2 separate regions of the Mus musculus genome follow, and region 2 is linked to region 1. The links are chromatin loops, found by intact Hi-C in ENCODE. Cell type or tissue: left cerebral cortex. All regions are shown on one strand. Each heading gives the region's core, and the rest is flanking DNA. Links, peaks and the distances in the headings are about the cores only. Region 1 holds the start of Gm30827 (a long non-coding RNA gene). Region 2 overlaps Gm30575 (a long non-coding RNA gene).

The links. Hi-C counts contacts between places; a loop is a spot of excess contacts. Peaks named below come from ENCODE experiments on the same cell type or tissue, not always from the same donor. Only the 100,000 strongest peaks of a DNase experiment are listed, where the experiment ranks them.
Region 2: it touches region 1 in a loop (4-fold over the local background); 5 of 42 quality-filtered maps call a loop at or near these places.

What each region holds. Positions count from the first base shown.
Region 1 is chr3:148,998,280-149,003,658 of GRCm38, reverse strand. Gm30827 (a long non-coding RNA gene) reads right to left here and starts at 4,779. Exons shown (of 3, transcript XR_867747.2): 1 at 2,524-4,779. In left cerebral cortex, for the core only: a CTCF peak has its summit at 2,686 (motif pointing right); no DNase peak of the experiment used is centred there.
Region 2 is chr3:149,083,058-149,088,436 of GRCm38, reverse strand. It overlaps Gm30575 (a long non-coding RNA gene), which reads right to left. Exons shown (of 3, transcript XR_003954583.1): 1 at 2,884-5,379. Among named protein-coding and RNA genes, the nearest start is that of Gm30575, 7.4 kb to the right of the region's middle. In left cerebral cortex, for the core only: no CTCF peak of the experiment used is centred there; DNase peaks (open chromatin) are centred at 1,705, 2,216, 2,380 and 4,662.

The sequences.
Region 1 (5,379 bases), core at 91-5,090:
TTTGTCAGATTAATGGAAATAGGGTGAAAAAAATTTAGAAAATAGGTACTATCATTAATGAAAGTTTAATTTTTATTAATGTCATTTTTAAGAGCCTTGCCTGATAAAAAGAAAGAAGTATTCCTTTTGAGACAGGGATATGATGAATTAAACATTAAATGTGTGTGTGTGTGTGTGTGTGTGTGTGTGTGAGAGAGAGAGAGAGAGAGAGAGAGAGAGAGAGAGAGAGAGAGAGAGTTTGAGACAGACAAACAGACAGGCACATAGGAATCTGAGAACAATTATGGCTGCTGATTCTCACACTCCTCCTTGGTTGATTCTTGTCTCCCAATTCTCAGCACTCTATAGATCAGGCTAGCCCTCCAGCTTCTTGTCTCCATTTCCCATCCCACCGCAGAAGTATGAGGAGAGTCTATTGGCTCTGCTGTGCCTAGCTAGTTTGATCAGGGTTGGAGGAGTCTGAAGTCTGCATATACTTGCTCAGCAAGCATTTTGCACTTAGAGCTGTTTGTTGCCCCAGTCTATCAAGGCTTGCCTTGAACTAACACTGTAGACCAGGCTGGTCTTGAACACTCCTTTATCCAGTCTCAGCGTGCTGAGTCCTGGGATTAGTTGAGGGAGCCATCACTCTTAGTCAATTTACTTTAGACTAGGCCAACATAATCATAGAAGCCAATATCGGTTTCCAAACAGGACAGTATTTGTAATGATTTCCATTTAATGGAATCTGCCCATCAATTAACAGGATAATTGTTCTAATAAAGTTTTAATAATGAAGTTGCGGGGTAATTCTTTAACCTGTGCTCCAAAACAAAAGTAAGGGAAGTACCAGTTATTAAAAGTTGATGGAACTTTCTGAAGAGAAAAGTAGTCCAACAGTACAGCAGAATCTAATTTTTTAAGAAATTACATATTATCCCATATTTTAACATGTTATAAAAGGTATTTTGTGAGTCAGCATTGTGTGATTTGACCCAGTGGAGGAGAGGCCACGTTAAATGTGAGATCCACGGCTTAATACCCAGGATCACCAAATTTACATATATATAAAATGAGCATATTTCATGTAAATAATTCTCATGTTGTACAGAAATTCATGTTGATCAAAGTTTCCAGCTTATAACCTGATGCAGCAACATTCCATGAGCATCTGTCTGAACCTGCAATCATACTAGAAATCTCGTGGAGAGATACTTACTATAGAGTAAACTAAGAGTACCATCAGCCGGCCGTGGTGGCACACATCTTCAATCCCAGCACTCAGGAGGCAGAGGCAGGTGGGTCTCTGAGTTCAAGGCCAGCCTGGTCTACAGAGTGAGTTCCTGGACAGCCAGGGCCACATGGAGAAGTGCAGTTTCAAAAACAGAAAGCAATCAAACACACACACACACACACATACACACACCCAAAAACCCAAACAAACAACCAAACATCAGTGATGTCAAGAGGAAACATGCCTAACTGGGGTATTGAAAATGATTCTTAGCTCAGGTTCTGTAGATTGTCCAGATTCTAAGTAAATGCTCTCCTTTGAGAAATAGAATCTTAGTCTGTGTGGGGCTATCAATTACTGTGGTTTAAAGCACAAGCCTAGCTTGTTTGTCTTAAAACATTTGTGTTTAGCTGTCTCTGCCATGAGTCTTACTCATTGGATGAGCTATGGCTACTAAACTCTGCAGTAGGTAAGAGCCCTCAGAAGGTTGTTTGCTTCTGTCTGTTGGTGGGAAGTGTCTGATTTCTTTCATGTGTCCTTCCTCGGTGAAACATAATTACAGGGTATGGCACGGTGCAACAATAATGAAAAATAGCATTTGCTTCTGATAAACACAGAAGGGAAGCAAACAAGTCAGGATGCAAACAAAGGGTTAGGGAAGCCCGCAAAGGGTGGGGGTGGGGTAGCAGCCAGCGGGAGAGGAGAAAACTGAGGCCTGAGGGCTTCAGTCAACCGGGAAACACAACACTTCACAGTGTGAACTGGGAGGACCCAATGTGCTAATGTCACGTGAACCCTCTGAACCCGGGACAGCAGATTCACCGCTGCTTAGTACACGTGTGCACGTCTTATACAGGGACCTGGGAATCACATGCTTGCTCAGAACAGAAAGCAGTGTCCACTGAAGCAAATAGATAAGAGGCTTGTGGGTTCCTGGAAGAAAAGGAAATGCACGGAAGGAAAGTGGGTCAAAAGTAAAGTCTTTGTGTGCTTGTGTGTGTGTGTGTGTGTGTGTGTATTCATATGTATGTGCACATCTGTGTGTGTGGATGCAAGTTCACATGTGGATAGAGGCCAAAGGTCAAGGTCAGTGCTCTTTCCTGTTCTCCACATCACTGTTGGAGACCCTGCCCCTGTGAACGTGGAGCTTGCCAGTTTGGCTGGAACGGCCGGCTAGCAAAGCTAAGCAGGGATCCTCCTGTCTCTGCCGCTCCGTCACTGGGATCACAAACACGTAGTGTTACGCTAGCAGTTCCATACATTCTGTGAGATCCACGCAGGCTCTCATGCCTGCAGTGTAAGGCTCTTACCTTCTCCCTAGCTCCCGTACGGTCCTGGTGCTCTGACTTCTCATTTTCCACAGAATACAGACACGGGTCAAGATGCACTTCTGTTCCCTCTAATGCCATTCTGAGAGAACATGAGACACTTGGTAGAAACTGGGTGACTCTTTGGCAGGACATTCTTCACTAGGCCTGCAGGAGGCAATAGGATTCATGGAGAATGCTGTAAGTTGGTGCCTGCACATTAGTTTACTGAGAAAACCCCGTACTCAAGGTTCCTGTGAGACTAAGAATACACCATGCTGTCTGGTACCCTCGCCTCAAGCCCCAGAAGCTGGTAATACATGTCCCCTTAATTGTCCCCTGCCCAAAACTAGGACCTGATACGTGGCAGGTCGCTGCTCCACCTTTGAGCTACATCTCCAGCCCCCAAATCTCAGTCTAAGGAACTCTTGTGGTGAGTTAACAAATTAAACCAATACAGCAGAAATGTGTAGCAGGCAATGTTAAAGATGGCCACTACAATGACTCTTAAAGACCCAGCACTCCCAAATCATCCAAGACAGATACAGGGAGAGTCAGTACAGGTCCCTTGACACTATGAACTAGTATTCCCAGAGAATTTCATGAAAAGGCCAGACTGTAAAAGCAAGAAGTGAAACAAAGCCAGCATGCAAAGTGACGGCATAATGTCTACTTCTCTGGAAATTTCCATTAATTAATTTGCTCTTTAAGATAACATTAATACAAATTGTAAAATTATGGTCATTTGGCAAGCCGAAAAAAAGAAATCACCAAAAATGTTAAAAAATGTATTTTTGCATTTCCGGTTCCTGGATGTAAGGTTTCTGACCTTGACAAATTAGTAATTCATAGTGAGCCAAGATGGAAGTATGATGCGTTTTACCATAATGCATAATGTGTCCAAAATGTTTTGCCTTTAAACAAATCCTGAGTGCTGAGGTTTGAAACAGAGACAGTGAAAAGTCCCGGTGAGTACAATATCTGAGGGTCTCCTGTGTCATGAAGGTCACTGGGACAGGAGGGTCCAAGGAGAGAGGCTGTTCTTTTTGAAATGGCAAAGTCACCACCATTTCAACTTTGCTGAACTTGGTATAAATGCCAATGAATACATGCACGTGTGCATGCACACACATGTACATATATGCATATAAACAATAAAATCATTTAAAGCAAACACTAGAAACCCCTTCAACAAATTGCCCTTATTTGTGATGTTACTAAAAAGTGTTCTGTACTAAAAAGAACATAGGCATGCAAATACAACATTTTTATTAAGTTAATTTTTGGAAATCACTCAAATTTTGATTGCAATCACCAATCTGTGAAATTTACAAATAGCTTACAAAAATACTTCAGTGGACTGAGCAAAACAAGCTATTTAAGTAAATTTATTCCATTTGTTAATAAGTAACAATGGTGTGTATGCTTATATGGTAATAAATATATTCTTGGAAGATTTCTGGGTCGTTTTACTTCTAATTGCCAATGTCAGCTAAAGTGCTGTCTGTCATATATGGATGGACCATATAACCTTGATGCTGACCCGAGCGGTATAGTAGTAAGTCCACCTTGACTGCATACTGATTCCCATTTACTACATAAGCAGTAACGGCAGCTGCTGAATACTGCGGAAGCCACGGTTCTCTGGGAACAGGTGACATGTTTCCAAATGACCTCAGCCGTTGGTGCACATCCTGCTCCTCTGAGTGGTAGGTAATCCTACGACTTCCTACGTCATGTAGAGTTTAGAGTCAATTCTACAAAATGTGCGCAGGCTGGGAATATGGCTCAGTGGGAAAGTGCTGGCCCCCACTCCACACTCAGAAGGCTGCAGGCTCCATTGCCGGATGTGAACAAAAGGGCAGTGAGGGCAGGGAAGGACGTCGGGGGGGGGGGATTTCTTTCCTCCTCACTCTTCTTCATAATTAAAAAACGTATGCTTTAAAAGTAAAGACTTCTTTAAAGACTATTGTCACACCTAGATGTTATAGTCCTACTTTGCTAGGTCAAGGGCTTTTTACAATTATATCTACTTAATGCCTTCTGAATCCCTCTCAGTCTGTGAGCATAGCATACAACGTGTGTGAAGTGTCAAGTGTTACTGGTGGGCTTTCCATAAGTGAGAGACGGTGCAAGTTTACCAAATACCACAATCATTCCACGCAATCTATGTGTGACGTTAAGACCTCTCTGACGATTGGAAACCAAGAGTCTGTATCCTGAGGCTTGTGCTCCAAAAGAGAAATGAAAACGAAACGAACTCACCTCAAACCAGGATAACAGAGAGAAGACTGCCCTACAAAAGTAAACAAACAAATAAAACCACAGTCAAGCTTGGCGGAGTCTCCCAAAGCAGGGACCTAGCTGGCAAAAAGAACAAATATGTTTGCCTCAGGAGAGTCTTGAACAAAACCCGACTTCCTTGCATGCTTAAAATTAAAACCGAGAAGAAGCTGTTAAACATTTTTGTAACTTTGCCAAATTTGTGGAATTATTGTTTGCATTATTTGTGAAGAAAAAAAAACACTACATCTTCAGAGGAAAAAATAACAAGATTTAGTTGAGAAAAATTGTGTGAAGAATCTATGAAGACATCGTGGACCGTGTGACTCTTGGAAGAGCACGTGTGTTGAGCACGGTCTGGGACTGCTTGCGTCCAATGTGTGCTGTTCGATCTGCTGGCTGGTGTCTGTTCCCACCTCTCCTCCAGGCCTATCTGTTTATACAGACAACTTATTTCTCTGGGGAGGGGCTGCGTTTGCCACTCTTCAGTAGCACCTACAGCAGCACACGGGGAAAATCAGTTTTCTGAGACGGCTCAATAATTGCCTTTATTATCCTTACATGTTGAAAATTATG
Region 2 (5,379 bases), core at 151-5,150, 85 kb before region 1:
ATTTGACTTCTAGTTGATTTTAAAGAGTCTCCGAGAGCTTTTAGAAAGAGGCAGGTATTAAAAAAAAAATAATTAATTAATTAATTAATTTTTAAAAAGCACGCTAAGACTCTATACAACGACACCGGGGACAATGGGAACAGATCAAACCGAAGCACCGCCAATGTGTCCTCCTGCTCCCTTCAAGAGGAAAGTGGAGGCAATAAAGAAAATGATAAAGAAGGTTTTGTGGGTGGTTTTGTGAGACTGGATTTATACGAATTGGTGATTCTCCTTCCTCTAGTTACACCCTTCTTGAAATTTAAAGTCTATTTTGAGTGTGTGTGTATGTGTGTGTGTGTGTGTGTGTGTGTGCACGCATGTGTGTATGCGCGAGGTTCATCGTGGTGGCGGTGGTTGTGGGGTTTCACGCGCCAGAGGACGACTCCCTAGGTGCCCCTCCACTTTGTTTATTGGGACAGGGTCCAGCCTGGAACTGGAAAAGTAAGCTGAGCCTCTGGTTCTAGTTGTCTCCACCTTCCTGGACCCGGGATTGTGTGCCCTCACCCCCTTCCCCGATTTCTAATGTGGTTCCTCTCCTGCGCCAGCACCTTATCCACTGAGCTTTCTCCACAGCTCAACTGCTTGAATTTTCTGACACACAAATTTTAGTAAATAATTAAACTCTTACCGTTCCCTGTGAAGGGGGCAAGTGCTGAAGTGCAGTCTAGGAGGGCGGGGGCAAGGATGGACATTTTGACCTCCGGAGTAGAACTGGGATGGCTTGTCCTCCATAGAACAGTGAACTCGCCTTCTCTGGCAAGAATTCACAGGCTGCCTCCTTATCTGAAATCTACAGAAAAAGCTGGCCCCAAGCCTGATGGGATTTGGTTTCTATCTGAATCTTGGGTTTGAAGGAAAGCTCCGGAACCCACAGAAAGGCACAAGGGCAAGGGGAACACGAGCTGCCCGCTTGTCCCTTCAAGGAGCCCAGGAAAGGCAGAGCTGTCTGGGCCTTGTTCCAGTGACTTCCCACGGACCCCTGACCCTGGATGAGTGTGTAAATGCAGAGAGAGAGAACGAGAGAGAGAGAGAGAGAGAGAGAGAGAGAGAGAGAGAGAGAGAGAGAGAGAGAGAGAGAGAGAGAACACGAGAGACAGAGAGAACACGAGAGACAGAGAACACGAGAGACAGAGAGAACACGAGAGACAGAGAGAACACGAGAGAGAGAGAGAGAGAGAGAGAGAGAGAGAGAGAGAGAGAGAGAGAGGCAGGAGAGCATCATTGGCAAGTGACTGGTTAAACTAGGCAGGATGTTTGGATTAAAAAAAATCACAGTATATTTCAAATCTGATAATATTGGATCTATTTTAAGATTACTTATCAGTCGGTTATTGTGCTAATAATCACCATTAAAATTAATACTACACTTTGGGAATTAGGCAAAGAGCTAACAAGTTTGCATTGACACAGAGCGTTCCAAAAGCAATCTGAGTAACTTGTTTCCGGAATGCAGCTGTGTACGTTTCCTTAACATCTTGCAGGTGGAGCCTAATTTTAGTTGAGCCTTGAGAAGGAGGGATTGTTTTCCTCCAGATACACACAGCCCCCACAACAGCAGCCAGGCAGGTGGGGCTCCACAGAGTACTTGTTTACATTCCTGCTTTTAGAAAACAGATGATTCATACTGCTAATCATACAGTTTCTATCTGATTTTAGCGTGTTTTTTTTTTTTAACAGAACAGTCTGGATTACATTTGACCTCTGATTCCTCAAATGTAAAACAAAGGCAATGAAATCGAAAATGATAAGAGAATGAGCAATGGATCCTAAATATAGCCTAGAAGCCAGTGAATAAACGCAAGCAAAATTTAGAAATACATCTGTTTGGCTACAAAAGCGTTTTAAAAAGCAACAGTTCAGATTCTGGTTGGCTCAGTAAGAATATATATACACACACACACACACACACATACATACACACACACACACACACACACACACACACACACATATACACACACACACACACACACACACACACACACACACATATATATATATATACACACACACATTTCTTTCTGCCATTGCAATAAGGAAACTATTAGAGGAAGCTGTTGCCAGGGGAAGAGAAAAGACATAAAGGAACAGGAAGAATGCTCAGTGGGGAAGAGGTCTGACTGCGTAAGTAGGCAAGTTGGTGACTCCAGAACCCACATAAGAAGCCTGCCTCATGCTTAGTAAGATACCATGGGTATTTAATCCTAGCACTCAGGAGGCAGAGGGAGGCAAGAGTCTCTGCGTTCGAGGCCAGCCTGGTCTACAGACTGAGATCTAGGTCAGCCAGGGCTACATAGTGAGACTCTCAAACAAAACAAACAAGCAAACACAAGCCAGGCAGAGCCTTGGAGCTGAATTCAGACAGGCAGCACCCACACAAGGGTGAGAGAAAGCATGTGCCTGGAACGAAGCACTTGGGCTTGGGGGAGTGCAGCGATGGAGATGTGAGAGAAGCAGAGGCAGGAGGATTGCTGAGGCTGGCTGGTTCCCAGGCTATCCAGAAACACAGAGCTCTGGGCTCAGTGTGTGAGAGCCGATCCCTGCTCTTCCCCTTGACCTGAGTGGGCATGGGCACACACACTGTACACAAATACAGAAGAAAATTAAAACAAAACAAAACAAAACCCTGAAAGGAAGAACAGTCCCTCACAAGCACGAACCGCTCCCACCTCCGGGGCTCAGGGCATGACAAGGGCTCACATTTGAGATGTGAGGATCAAGCATTTTGAAGAAGCAGATTATTGTTATTAACAGCACTGTCTCTTTGAATGTAGTTTTGCAAGTGGTTGAAGTTTCAAAGCACAAGCCCCATCCTTTCTTTAAGGTGTGTCGTGAACCTACTCTGTGCCTCTCTCTAGCTGTGAGAGCTGAGGGTAGGACCAGAAGCCAGCTGTGTGATTCTTCTGTTCTGTAGGGTGTTGTTGAATCTCCTGTAACCTTCATAGAGAGGGGGTGGCACCCGGTGCAGCTAGCTTTCTTTCAATTCAGCCCAGTGGAATGGATGGAATTTCTAAGTGTGCTGGTTAGAGACTATTGTTCCCAACCTGAACAGAAACCTCTCCTTGAATGGCCTCTTTGGCACTTTGGAGGTCACCATTCAAAGGCGTCATCTTGAAGTTTCTTAACCTGGGATGTCGTTTGCCTGAGATGTAAATCTTGCAAGTCGGAATGAATGTCTATTTTTCTCAGGGAAGGGTGAAGAACATTCCTGGGATCCCCCACTCCCAAAAGAAAGTCTGTTACTCCTGCTAACAGCCACAGCTTCCGCTTGCCAGTATAGCTTTAGCACAGTGGTCTGAGTGAGCTCCTGGCCTCAGTTACATTGTAACCTCTGTCTTCCTCTCGCAGTGAGTTGCTTTGCATAGTTTGCACTTTTGCCTGCCCAGGCTCCTCCGGGTTTATTTCACAACTCTTTTCCCTGCTGCTGACCTGGAGCTATGTTAAGCGACCATCTAAAAGAATGCTTTTCTAAACGATTGTTTCTGAGCACTGTTCTTTTAGTCAACATAGATTTGTTAAGCACCAGTTAATGTCAAGTACTTCCAGATTTCAGAAATAATAGAACACACTGTTGTCTTCTCCAGAACTTCCGGGGCTTTGGAGAAGACATGTATCTATGGAGAGAAACTCCAATCAATCCACTAGTCTGTGTGTAAATGGAGAAGATCTTCTGTGAGACTGTAATTTTTCAAAACAGCTTGTCTCAACTCATCTTGAGATAGAAAGGAAAGGATAGAAAACAAGGAGTGGTGACATTTGGCCAGTGGGACAAAGGTCAACTCCATCCCACCTTGTTTGTCCTCCTGCCACATGCCACCCCCATGCATGTCATGGGGGCTGGGGTGGCTGAATAGGCTTTTAGAGATGGCTGCAGGGTGGGGTGAGGGAAAAGCTCAGAACAGGGCAGGGGGAAACTGGTTGTGTGTGAAGCCTGGGCTAAATTCGAATGTTTGAGTGATCTAGTCTCACAGATGATATTCCATCACATATCAGATTGAGATTATGAAACTTTCTGGAGGGTAATCCCCTTGGAAGTCTTTAAAATGTGGTAAGACCCAACCTTCCGACAAAACCGCTTCCCAGTAGCCTGCAACCTTAATTTCCTCGTTTCTTCCATTCCTCCTTAACAAGGGTCCTTCCCTCCAGCTTAGTCACAGGGCTGAGAGATAAAGAAAAGGGGGCATATTTGACAACAGAAGCAAATTATTTTCCTTCTTTCTGGCTTCACTGACTTCTTTCTGACTTCCACACTATCGGTAACCGAAGCCATCCCTTCTACCATTTCCGATGTTTCCAGTCTTGTTTGCTTGAAGCCTCATCCACAGTGTAAATGTCAGCATGCAGCCACTCCTCACCACCACACACACACAAGGTTATATGGGCTTATGGCTTTGTTTGTTTGAGGTGGTGTTGCTTTCTTTAGTATTCTCGGTTAAAAAATCACAGAACTGGCAACCTGGTTTCTTCTTTCTAGATTTTCCTCTTCCCTGTACATTTTCCCTGCTCTCTTTTCTTAGACGAGCCTACTTTTCTTGCTAGATTCCTTAAGATTTACAGTAAACTGTGTCAGGAAGCACGTGACTCACTTCAGTTTTGCTGCTCGATGCATTCAGAGGGCTACCCTGGAGAGAGCTGTTTAATCTAAACCTCATTGGGTGGCCCGTCCCGGAAGCCTCTGCCACCGCTGATGAAATGACAGAAGTCCTCTCCGAAGCGCTTAGATGAGAGCTGGTTGTTAGAAAGCTGCTCCTGAAGAAGTAAGTTCTGATCGGCAGTGGGGCAACAGTCATGAGATTCTTGTGAAATGTTTGCTCTCTGAAGAGTTCACAAGCTGTGGCGAGTCTGAGCACTCTCCGTGAACACCCTGCAGCCCTGTCCACCCACACTGGCCCAGGTGCAGAACCTGTGAGGTCGCCGTTTGGCAGGGTCACACCAACCTCATGGGAGACAGACAGAGGTAAATCCTGTTTCCTGGCTCTCAAGGAAAGCAAGTCCGGTCAGTTCTAAGGCTGCCATGGGCTTATCTGGTCGTTATGCTTAGTTCCAGCATCCATTCAGGTGTTCTGAGCGTTCCCTGGGCTCAGTTCTGTTGAGTTTGTTCAGCACAGAGACTGAATAAGGCTTAACAAGGAATTAGTTAATTCCTGTAAGTGCATGAGAATCTTTATGCTGGAGAAAAGAAACAATAATTTAAAAATAAAGACTATTTTGATTGTACATACCAACATACTTGGATAATGTCTACTCTTTTATTTTTAAGGCTTTCAGTTAACAAGAGTTACTTAGATGGGGGCAAGGTGGCTTTCATATTTTCAAGCCACTTTCCCTCAGCCTTAC